Linked DNA regions of Homo sapiens: regions 2 and 3 are each linked to region 1. Evidence: chromatin contacts called from ENCODE Hi-C or POLR2A ChIA-PET data. All regions are on one chromosome and are shown on one strand. The core of a region is the stretch at or near the end of the contact, and the rest is flanking DNA. Distances in the headings are between cores, read along the strand shown.

Evidence for each region. Hi-C counts contacts between places; a loop is a spot of excess contacts on that map. ChIA-PET counts read pairs that join two places held with the same protein, here RNA polymerase II (POLR2A). Pooled maps may share reads with other maps.
Region 2: a pooled map shows a loop between it and region 1 (4-fold over the local background). The contact joins the promoter of LINC02384 here to the enhancer-like site in region 1. A Hi-C loop is called at or near these places in 1 of 168 maps with a recorded cell type or tissue (naive thymus-derived CD4-positive, alpha-beta T cell), 3 of 37 single-sample maps with no recorded cell type and 10 of 50 pooled maps. POLR2A ChIA-PET finds 5 or more read pairs at or near these places in 3 of 52 experiments (AG04449, CD4-positive, alpha-beta T cell and T-cell).
Region 3: a map of naive thymus-derived CD4-positive, alpha-beta T cell shows a loop between it and region 1 (2.8-fold over the local background). The contact joins two enhancer-like sites. A Hi-C loop is called at or near these places in 1 of 168 maps with a recorded cell type or tissue (naive thymus-derived CD4-positive, alpha-beta T cell), 1 of 37 single-sample maps with no recorded cell type and 7 of 50 pooled maps.

The regions. Positions count from the first base shown.
Region 1 is chr12:68,239,454-68,242,841 of GRCh38, forward strand. No RefSeq gene overlaps it. Among named protein-coding and RNA genes, the nearest start is that of IL22, 12 kb to the right of the region's middle. RefSeq lists an enhancer at 1,752-1,891. Within about 2 kb of position 1,703, at least 11 of the 41 ENCODE cell types and tissues checked have a DNase peak (open chromatin) inside an H3K27ac peak, as active enhancers do.
Region 2 is chr12:68,449,576-68,452,963 of GRCh38, forward strand. It overlaps LINC02384 (long intergenic non-protein coding RNA 2384), which reads right to left and starts at 1,909. Exons shown (of 4, transcript NR_120458.1): 1 at 1,792-1,909. RefSeq lists enhancers at 1,768-2,097, 2,158-2,297.
Region 3 is chr12:68,040,924-68,044,311 of GRCh38, forward strand. No RefSeq gene overlaps it. Among named protein-coding and RNA genes, the nearest start is that of IFNG-AS1, 53 kb to the left of the region's middle. RefSeq lists an enhancer at 1,284-1,533. Within about 2 kb of position 1,553, at least 4 of the 41 ENCODE cell types and tissues checked have a DNase peak (open chromatin) inside an H3K27ac peak, as active enhancers do.

The sequences.
Region 1 (3,388 bases), core at 453-2,952:
GCCTAGGAAACATATAGAATCTCATCAGCTACCATATCATTATAGGATGATGTCATTGTGGTCATATTCCCACCTGAAAACAAAAATATTAGCCACCACAAGTACTCTTCAAATAAAAGGGAGGAAAGGAGGGGAGAAGACAAACAATGAACAGAAATCCTATCTGCTACAGCTCCTGCTTTTATAGCAATTCGAAAGACCCAAGTTAACAAGTGTGGATTCTTTCTTCCACCACCGCTTTATTTTTCCCTTACCCTCTGCCTGTACCACAGTAGAATGGAGTCCTTTGCCTGGTAAAGTGACTTAAACCCTCATTCCCATAGAAACGGAATGCTTAATGATTCTGTCTCTTCTGAGTTGATGCAATTTTCCAATGAAAATACTCCTGAACAAGGGGCTGTTACAAGAAAAATCCAGTGAATCTCCTCGGTTCAGGCAGAAGATAAATTCACTGAGGCTGTGTTTGCCTCCGAGACAAGAGGACTTCAGCCTTCAACCCTTGGTATTACTTCATTCTCCTCATCTAAGTGTCTTCACTCAAATCTTAAAAACTTCCTTTCAGAAAAAATCACCTGTCTTCCTTCAATTCCTATACGGAGCACTTTCTGCTAGTGAATAATATAGTATAAATGAAGAACCAGAAGAAACACTAAAGAATTTCTTTTCCTGTTTGTGAATGTGATTCATACATAACTCCTATTTCCCAGGCAACCCATGCTGAGTGTCACAGTAAGAGTCACAAGCCAGATTTCTCTGGCTCTGCTCCCTTCCACTCCAATGCAATCATTGCTTCTTTCCTAGACTCTCGTCCTGGCCTTGCTTCTATCCTTACTCCTCCTAGATTTACTCTGCATTATCAACCAGAGTGATCTTTACAAAACATGAGTCATACCAAGCCTTCCTCATGCTTGAAACCCTCTGGTGGCTTTTCCTCAGCCTTAGAACAAAATCCAAAGTCCTGCTCTAGCTTGCAAAGACACACATACCTGGTCCTAGTCAAATGTTGGGCTCATCTTAAGCTTTGCCCTTTACCCAGGCTACTCCAGTCCCAACCTTCTTGCTACTTCTTGAATACGCCAAACTTGCCTCATCTCAAGGTGATATCCCCAGATATTCACATGGCCCATGTCCCCACCTCATTCAGATATCTGCCCTCCAAGAGGCCTTCCCTGATCTCCTTACCTAAATTAACCCCCATTAAGTTCTACCCCCACGCCCTACTTTGTTTTTCTTCATAGCAGATATCCATGCTTGTTATTATACTATATGTCCTCTGTTATATTTACATTAGAATGCAAGTTCTATGAGGACACGGGCTCTGTACGTATGATGTTTACCTTCACACCCCATGGCATCAGGTTAACACCCAATAAGTACATACTGAAAATTAAATAAGTGGCCAAAGTAAATAAATAACTAATTTCATATGTGCTAAGTACAACAAAGAAAAATGAAGTGGGGTGATGGGAGGGGAGGGGAGGGTGTGGAGGGTGGTGAAGAGGTTGTGTTTGATAGGGTGGCCAGCATAGATCTTTCTGAGGCAGTAACATTTGAGCAGGACCTGAATGAAGGGAGGGAATTATCATGAAATATTAGTGGGAAGATTGTTCTGGGCTTAGGAAAACAGCCAGTGCAAAGACTCCTTGTCAGGAGCTAGACTGGTGCATGTGAGGACCAGCCGGTAGGCCTTGTGACTGCAGCAGAGAGCTCAAGGGAAGGGTGATAGCAGATGAGACTGCAGAGGTGGGGTGATGATATAAACTTTCAGTTTCATTCTCACTGTGAAGGGAAGCCCTTAGGGGAAGCCAGGATGTGCCCAATCTACTGTTTTTAATTTGTAAGTTTACTTTGGCTCCTGAGTTAAAAACAGACAGTAGGAGGAACTTTAGAAACTTCAATACTATGGTAATTTAGAGGACAGATGATAGTGGCATGGATGGGCTTTAGCCAGAATGAGAAGTGAACAGATTCAGCCGTTACTTTGGAGTTAGAGCAAACAGGACTTCTGACACATTCAATGTGCAGGGTTAGGGAAGGAAAAACCAAGGTTGACTCTAGCTACTTCTGAAATATATCAGAATATAAAGTCTCTCAGTTTCTTACCTTCCAATTTTAGGGGTAAATATTCTTCCACTTATAGCTCAGTTTCCAGAAGACTGGCCAAAAAAAATATGATATCAACTTTTGCTCTAGTCATTACATGGAGACTCATTTGGAAAAGGAAAGACTCCTTAACCTCAGCTAATCACAGAAAAAAAAATATTATAATTCTATCATCCCTGAAAGGGAACATCAGTGCCTCTCAGCATTTGGAACCTGCCATGGGTGAGCAGCAACTATCTGAGGCCCATGGTACAGGTGGTAAAAGAACTTACCAAGACAGTTGTAGGTAAAGAAAGGCAGATTTATTAGAGAAAGTATGATAATATGTTGCAAGAGTGCAATGGGCAAGTTAGTAAAAGACGGGCTAACTGCCGGGAAACAAAGGCTTGCTGGGGATTTTGTAGACTGGAACGTGGGCCGAAGAGTGCTGCCTGCAGTACTGATAACGCCAAGGCTGCAGGGAGCTAACTCGCCGGTGTCTGGTGGTAAGCTGGGCACAGGAGGGCTATATGTCCTGGACCATGAAGAAAAGCAGACTTTATAGCTTATCTACTTGCTTTTTTTGCTTTCCCTCAGTCCCACCAGCCTAACTCCTTTTCCTTAATTAGGACTTCACATTCCCCCCCTAACAGAGCAAGAATGACAAATCTTTGGCATGTGAGTGAAGGTCTCATCTTCCAACTGCTTCCTGCTGACCAGAAGTGAAGAGTTGGCCCTACCTAGGATTGCTGCTCAGTTAGGAGGTTCCATGGGTCTAAATCCCTAAGTTAGGACTTAAATTGAGCCGGGTTGCTGTGAGACTATGGGGGAACCGCATTTGCAGCCTAAAATTTTGTTCTGCTGCATCCAAAGGAGAGTCATGGAGTTCTTTTAGAAGCTGATATCCCTCGCTGCAGTAACATTTTGGTTTGAGATTATTGTATTCTAGAAGACGCAACATGAGATATTGCAGTAAAAATATGTGGTGCAAGTAAACAAACTAATATGAACATTATTATAGGGGGGAGAAGTTGGGCAACCCATGGCCAAACCCAGCTGGAGAAATTTTGAATAGTTGTGCCAAAAAAAAAATCTTGACGAACTCTTTTTTGAAGGCCCTCTGATACCTTGATATTCTCTTTTACCTTTTTTAAACTTTCTTCTATTTGACCTGAAGTATTGATGTAAAAGCAGCAGGTTTCACTTAACAGCACACAAGTGCCTCCTGCCTTGGTGGTAAGCACATCTAAAGCATGTTGATTCTGCAGGACAACCCCTGACAATGAAATTAGGGCCTGTTTCTGGG
Region 2 (3,388 bases), core at 659-3,158, 210 kb after region 1:
ACCAATAAACGCTTGTTAAATGAACTGATAAATCAATGAACCAATGAATAAATGCTGCCTTAAGCTTAAGCCCTGTGCTAAACTACAGAGGTATGGTGATATCTTAGTCTGTTCAGGCTACTATAACAAAATACCTTAAATGGGTAATTTATAAATAACAGAAATGTATTGCTTACAGTTCTGGAGAGTGGAAAGTCTAGGATCAAGGTAACAGCAGACTTGGTGTCTGGACTTGCTCTATGCTTCAAAACTGGTGCCTTCTTGTTATATTACCAAATGGCAGTAAGGGCAAGGCACCTCTTTTAAGAGGGCACTGTGATGGTTAATACTGAGTGTCAATTTGATTGGATTGAAGGATGCAAAGGATTAATCCTGGGTGTGTCTGTGAGGGTGTTGCCAAAGGAGATTAACATTTGAGTCAGTGGGCTGGGAAAGGTAGACCCACCCTTAATCTGGGTGGGCACCATCTAATCAGCTGCCAGTGTGGCCAGAATATAAAGCAGGCAGAAAAATGTGAAAAGGCTAGACTGACCTAGCCTCCCAGCCTAAATCTTTCTCCACTGCTGGATGTTTCCTGCCTTTGAACATTGAATTCCAAGTTCTTCAGCTTTGGCACTTGGACTGGCTTCCTCGTTCCTCAGCTTGCAGACAGCCTGGTATGGGACCTCATGATCGTATAAGTTAATACTACTTAACAAACTCATATATATATATATATATATATATATATATATATATATATGAATGTGTTTTATATATATATATATGAATGTGTTTTATATATATATATGAATGTGTTTTTTATATATATATATATATCCTATTACATATCCTTAACAAACTCATATATATATATATATATATATATATATATATATATGAGTTTGTTTTATATATATATATCCTATTAGTTCTGTCCCTCTAGAGAACCCTGACTAACACAGGCACTGATCCATGACTTAATCACTTCCCAAAAGGACTCACCTCTTCATACTATCACATTGGGTATTAGTTCCAACATATGAATTTGAGGGGGACACTAACATTTAGACAATAGCAGGTGGTAAAAAAGACACATTGTCCTCACCTTATGGAGGTTCCCTAAGGGTGGAAGGGATGGAAGATATACAAGGATTAAACAGTTCAAGCTACAGGACAAGGGTTGTCTTAAGAAAGATGGCTTGACTGAGAGAAAGCAAATTGGTGTTCTTCAGTCTTTTCATGGGTGCTAGATACTTCCTTGTTGCCATTTCTGCATTGCCAGAGCCACACACACACACACACAGAACACAATAGACTTTGTACAGCTTCCAGTGCAAAATTAGAAACCAGAGCTCAATATCTAGTTGACAGTGACAATATGGTTATTAGAAAAGCCTAAGTATGACATGTCTTGAATAATCAATGATTGAATCATGTGCCTTTAAGCTTAGCTTATGCCAAATGCCTCCAGGAAAGGTTATTTAAAAAAAAAAAAACTCAGAATGTGCTCACTGGCTTACAGTGATTGAGTTATGCTGTGGGCCATGGTAACTTCTCTGCAGTGCTCAAAATAGATGAAGGGCAGATCAGTCACCCTGGGGAATTTTATCTGCCTCATTTATGCATCCAGAGATGCTGCTTACATAAAGCCGAAATAAGCACAACCAAAAGGCACCAAGGAAGACGAATAAAAGGTGACGATTCAAATAGAAACCAAGAAAACAAGAAAGCAATCAACAGCAAAGATCAGGACCAGTCCCTGTTGTAAAGATCTGAGTAAGAATTCGGCCTGTGAAGATGGTACAGTACCTTTAACTTTCTGATATCTTCTAAGAGGCAGATTTAGAAACCTCTTCCTGGAGAAAGCCACAGCCTCCAGCTGTTCTTGTTCTACACATTCAGGCATGGACCCTTGCCACAGCCTCTCAAGGATTCACACTTCACACTGGCAGAGCACTCTCTCACTCCTCCTGGAGATACTGGCTCCTTCTTGACCTGCAGGCAGAGCACCAGAACCATGTAAAAATGTGACTCAGGCAACTCACAGATAAGCAAAGACCTCCAGGCAGAGCACCAGAAAGTCAATCAAGAACCATGCAAAAATGTGACTCAAGCAACTCAGAGTTAGGCAAAGAAACTGAAAGTTTCAAGAGTTCCCCTTGGCCAAGTTTACACCAAAACATTTTTATTATGCGAGTAGTTTTTAAAGGAAATCATTCATCATAAGTTTGCAGAAAAGGTCTGCTCCTTGTCTCCAGTTGCCTTGGAGATCGTCAAGGGGTGGCTGGAGGTGAATCTAAGAGACTGGAAATTCAGTTCATGGTCAAATCCATCAGTGTTTTAAAACATTCTAAAAAACCCAACAGCACCATCTGTAAGGACTGCATCATTTGCGAAATTTCTTGCTAAATCAGCTGGCCAAATGCAAAGCCAATTGCTTTGGCTTCCGTACAACACCATGCTGCAGCCAGGAAGTATTTTAAGTGGATAATGAGTAGTCTCTTCTCTCAATGAATACGTTCAAATAACATCGACTGCCTGTAATATGCAAAGTTCCTAGTCAAGGCTGCCTTAGGAATTCCTGCCCCTTAACTTAACGCTTTAATCTTTATCAGGGAAAATATCCCTCTTCTCTAGTGATGTTTAAGAAATCAATTCCCTGGCAATGGCCCAATACACTTTCCAGCTCATACACAGACATGTAAAACTGCACACACAGAGAAACACCCAAATGCACACCATTCGTACTAGTTCTGAGATATGCAAGGCTTACACCCTGCATCCAAGAATGGCTGCCAAGTTTTTCCTTTATTTAGTTATAATACCTCCTCTAAAATTATTTGGGGACCCAAAATGGCCTTTTTGTGTGAGGAAACACACATAAGAAATACCTCTCTGCCTTTTTCCCTTGAAAAATATAGTTATCTATGGAAAATCTGTGTGCTCTCTCTCTTTGTCTCTCAGATAAAAGTGGCAAAGCAGATGGAAGCTCCTTCTGTGAAGAAATCAAATTCTATACTCCTTATATCCAACCTCCATTACTCTATTTTTGTCATTTAAGTTATATAGTAGATATGTAATAAATGCTTCATTATTTCACTTATTAAGTTGGCTTCTCCCTCAAGGTACTTTAGAACTTTGGTACCCAACAGCAGCTCTGGGATCATGAGCTTATCAGAAATGCAGACACTCTGGTCCCATCCTAGCCCCCCCTCGAATCAGAATCTGCATTTTAACAAGATTTCTAGGAGATGTGTAAGCACATTAAGGTTTGAGAAGCACTGTTTTGGGACACACCTTGATTCTCTTTTTTTTTTTTTTTTTTTTAGTTTTGGTTTCTTTTTTTAGACTTAGGGAATACAAGTACAGTTTTGTTACATGGATATATTGTGTAGTGGTGAAGTCT
Region 3 (3,388 bases), core at 303-2,802, 200 kb before region 1:
GGCAGGAAGCATAGCTGATACTGAGGGCTGGGGCCTGGGTGCCTTTCCACTTGGCCCTTTCCATGCGACCTGGGCTTCCTCACAGCATGGTAGCTGGGTTACAGCATGAGTGTCCCAGTGAAATCAGGCAGCAGTGGGATCACGTTTTAATGACTCAGAAAAGACATGTATCACTTCTGCCATATTTTAATAGTTAAAAGTCTAACAAAAGCCCTCTTAGTTCCAAGGGGATAGGACACAGACTCCAACTCTTGATGAGGGAGTAGCAAGTTTCTGGAAAACTATATTAACAGGAAATACTGTAGTCATTTCCATAAAATACAATCGGTCACAAAGTGCTTTCCTAGAAGTTCATACTGGATTCTTTCTGCCTCATTTTCACATACAAAGCATCAGCAAATCCTGACAGACTGGGCTGCAAAATACATCCCAAACCTGATCTGATCTCACCATCTCCACTGCTCCCACCCTCGTCCAACCCAACATGTTTCTCTACCTGGATCACAGCAAAGTCTACTGAGAGGTTCCTCATCTCCAATTTAAAACCCCATAATCTACTATTTATAGGGCAGCCAGTGAGAACTTTGAAAAAATGTAAGTCTAAGCCTATCATCACTGCTCATCTTAGAACTATCCAATGGCTTTCAATTATGCTTAGAATAAAAGCTAAACTCCTAATGGTGGCCCACAAGAACCTCCATATTTTGGCCCTATTTATCTGTCTCATTTCATCTTCAGGCTTCTTTCCACCACACTCTGACCTTCTTCCTCTCACTTTAGCTCCTGGGTATGTTTTCAACTCAGGCACCTCTGATCCCAAATCTCTTCATATTACACTGTTCCATGATTCAAATCTGCTTGAACCTTCCCAGACCACTCAATATAAATGAGCATCAGTCCCATCACCGTCTATTCCTTAACCCTCCTTTATTTTCCTTAATGTACTTATCACTGTCTGAACTTACACTGTGTATGCATTTGAGTCCTTGTTCATAGTCTGCGTCTCCCTCTAGAATATTAACACTTTATGGGCAGGGCTTTGTTTACTGCTTTATTAACAGTGCTTAGGTCCACTCAATAGTTAAGTTGAATATTGAATAAAGAATAAAAGAAGAAACAAAACAAACAGTATAGCCTTTCAAATCAGTGGTGGTGTAAACGAAGATCTATTATCACTGTCATGAAAACATGTTTGTGTTCTTTACTAGATCTGGGCTATCCTTTCTTAGTGTCCTGTGGTTTCATGGACTAGTTTAGGAATGGTTGGTTGTTTCTAATGTGTAGCACTTAAGAAACTTTCAGCTTGAGCCTAAGTGTTTCCAGTGCTGAGGTTCAGTCATGTCTGGGCATGTTTGGTGAGGTGGTGGTGACAGGCCTCAAATAATTCAATTCTAATGAAATATTTGGCTTTAAGTGGATGAGGAGGAAAGGTACTGTGGCTTTGGCGTGGGTGTAGTTGGGGGTAGGTATAGAGGAGAGGAAGAGAACCCGAGGACAGCGATGTTCAAGTGAACATGTTATCACTCGTCTGGGCTTCTCAACACAATTGAACACACTTCCTATATTTGGAGAATTCCCCACCTCCTCTGCAGCCAGTACACTGGTCTGTGACACAGACCCAGACAATCACGTGCACCTCAGCAAGTTTTCTAATCACAAGCATGTATTGCAAAGAAACAAGTGCCACCTAGAGCCCACTCTGGTGAGAATGGCAGCTGGTGAATTCAGTTACTAGAGGGAGGGATGGCTAAGGTCACACCACGAGCTAGTACCAGCAGGAGTCTGTGCCTGGTGGAGTCAGCAGTTATTCCCACCTGGTCTGTTCTTTACTGTGACTCTGAGAATTGGTGCTGGCTGGGAAGCCTCCCAGCCTGCTTTCCGGCCTCCTGGGAAATCTTATATTCTTTAATAAATTCCTTTTCTGCTACTACTAGATTTTAATTGGTGACAACTGAGAACTCTGACAGAAAAAGATGGGGTGTTTAATTCCAGTCTACTTCACTGATTAGGCCTGACACCTAGGGAGAAAAGATGTAGAAGCCAAAATGTCAGGAATTATTTTAATAAGCAATTTTGTAAGACTTGGAGTTTGAACAGCGGTACTTTGCTCCCCAGGCAACAAAGTTCTGCATCAAGCTGGAAAATGAACACTTGCCCACTTTTCCCTGAAATACAGCAGGGTCCTGGCTCCATGGAAGCTCTGGTGAAATCGTCTTCAAACATCTTTTAGAAGGCTGAATACTTTTCCATTGAGATACACAGGACCCTTTATAAAACAGATGAAAATGGACTGCTTTGGTCAACGTGACACTTGGAGCCCCTAAAGCCAGGATGGCCTCATAAACCCCTCAGTGGTGAGGCTCAGTGGCAGTGCCTGGCTGCAGGCTCCCCAAGTCTGTGACACCCAGCAGGAGAGGGACAATCTCCTGAGACGACACCTGAGAGATGCATGCCAGGAAGGTAGCAGGTGCCATATGAGCAGATTTATCTCTGAGCATATGCCCTGATGGCTCCAAAAAGGCTGGTGGGGAGGCAACTTTGCAAGGACTTTGGGCTTTGTTTCAGGAATGAAGACAATTAACCACAGGATTTGAATATTCTGTAATTAATGTATTTTCTAACATAATCTAGTGAAGCCTGGGGAATTTTTAGTTGCATACCTCTTTACTCAACTATGTCTTAGCAGTGGTACATTATGCATATTCAAGTCATTGAAGTTGCCTAAACTTTAGTAAACTTGCTTATTCATTCTGTTGCTCATTAATTTCTCCCAGCCTTGTGGGAGAGCAACTAAAGTTAATCATCACTACCTCTCCACCTGGCTCTCCAAGGGTTGTCAGTGCCTATCCCCCACCCTTCATTCATCTCTCAACACCTCCCAGAGAGCTCCGGACATCTCTGGCATAATGTTCTGATCCAATATTTGCCTATTGGACTTCATGTCCTCACATCATTTTAGCTGCCTTTGTTAACCAAATTCCCGTAGGTATTTTATATATAAAAGGCATGAGCTTCAGGAGATGAGTGAGAATCTAATGCTTGATGATCTGTCATTGTCTCCCATCACCCCCAGATGGGACCATCTAGTTGCAGGAAAACAAGCTCAGGAGGCTGGGCGAAGTGGCTCACGCCTGTAATCCCAGCACTTTGGGAGGCCGAGGCTGGCGGATCACTTGAGGTCAGGAGCTCGAGACCAGCCTGGCCAACATGGTGAAACCCCGTCTCTACCAAAAATACAAAAATTAGCCAAGTGTGGTGGCAGGCATCTGTAATCCCAGCTACTTGGGAGGCTGAGGCAGGAGAATTGCTTGAATCTGGGAGGCAGGGGTTGCAGTGAGCCGAGATCGTGCCGCTGCACTCTGGCCTGAGTGACGGAGCGAGACTCCAT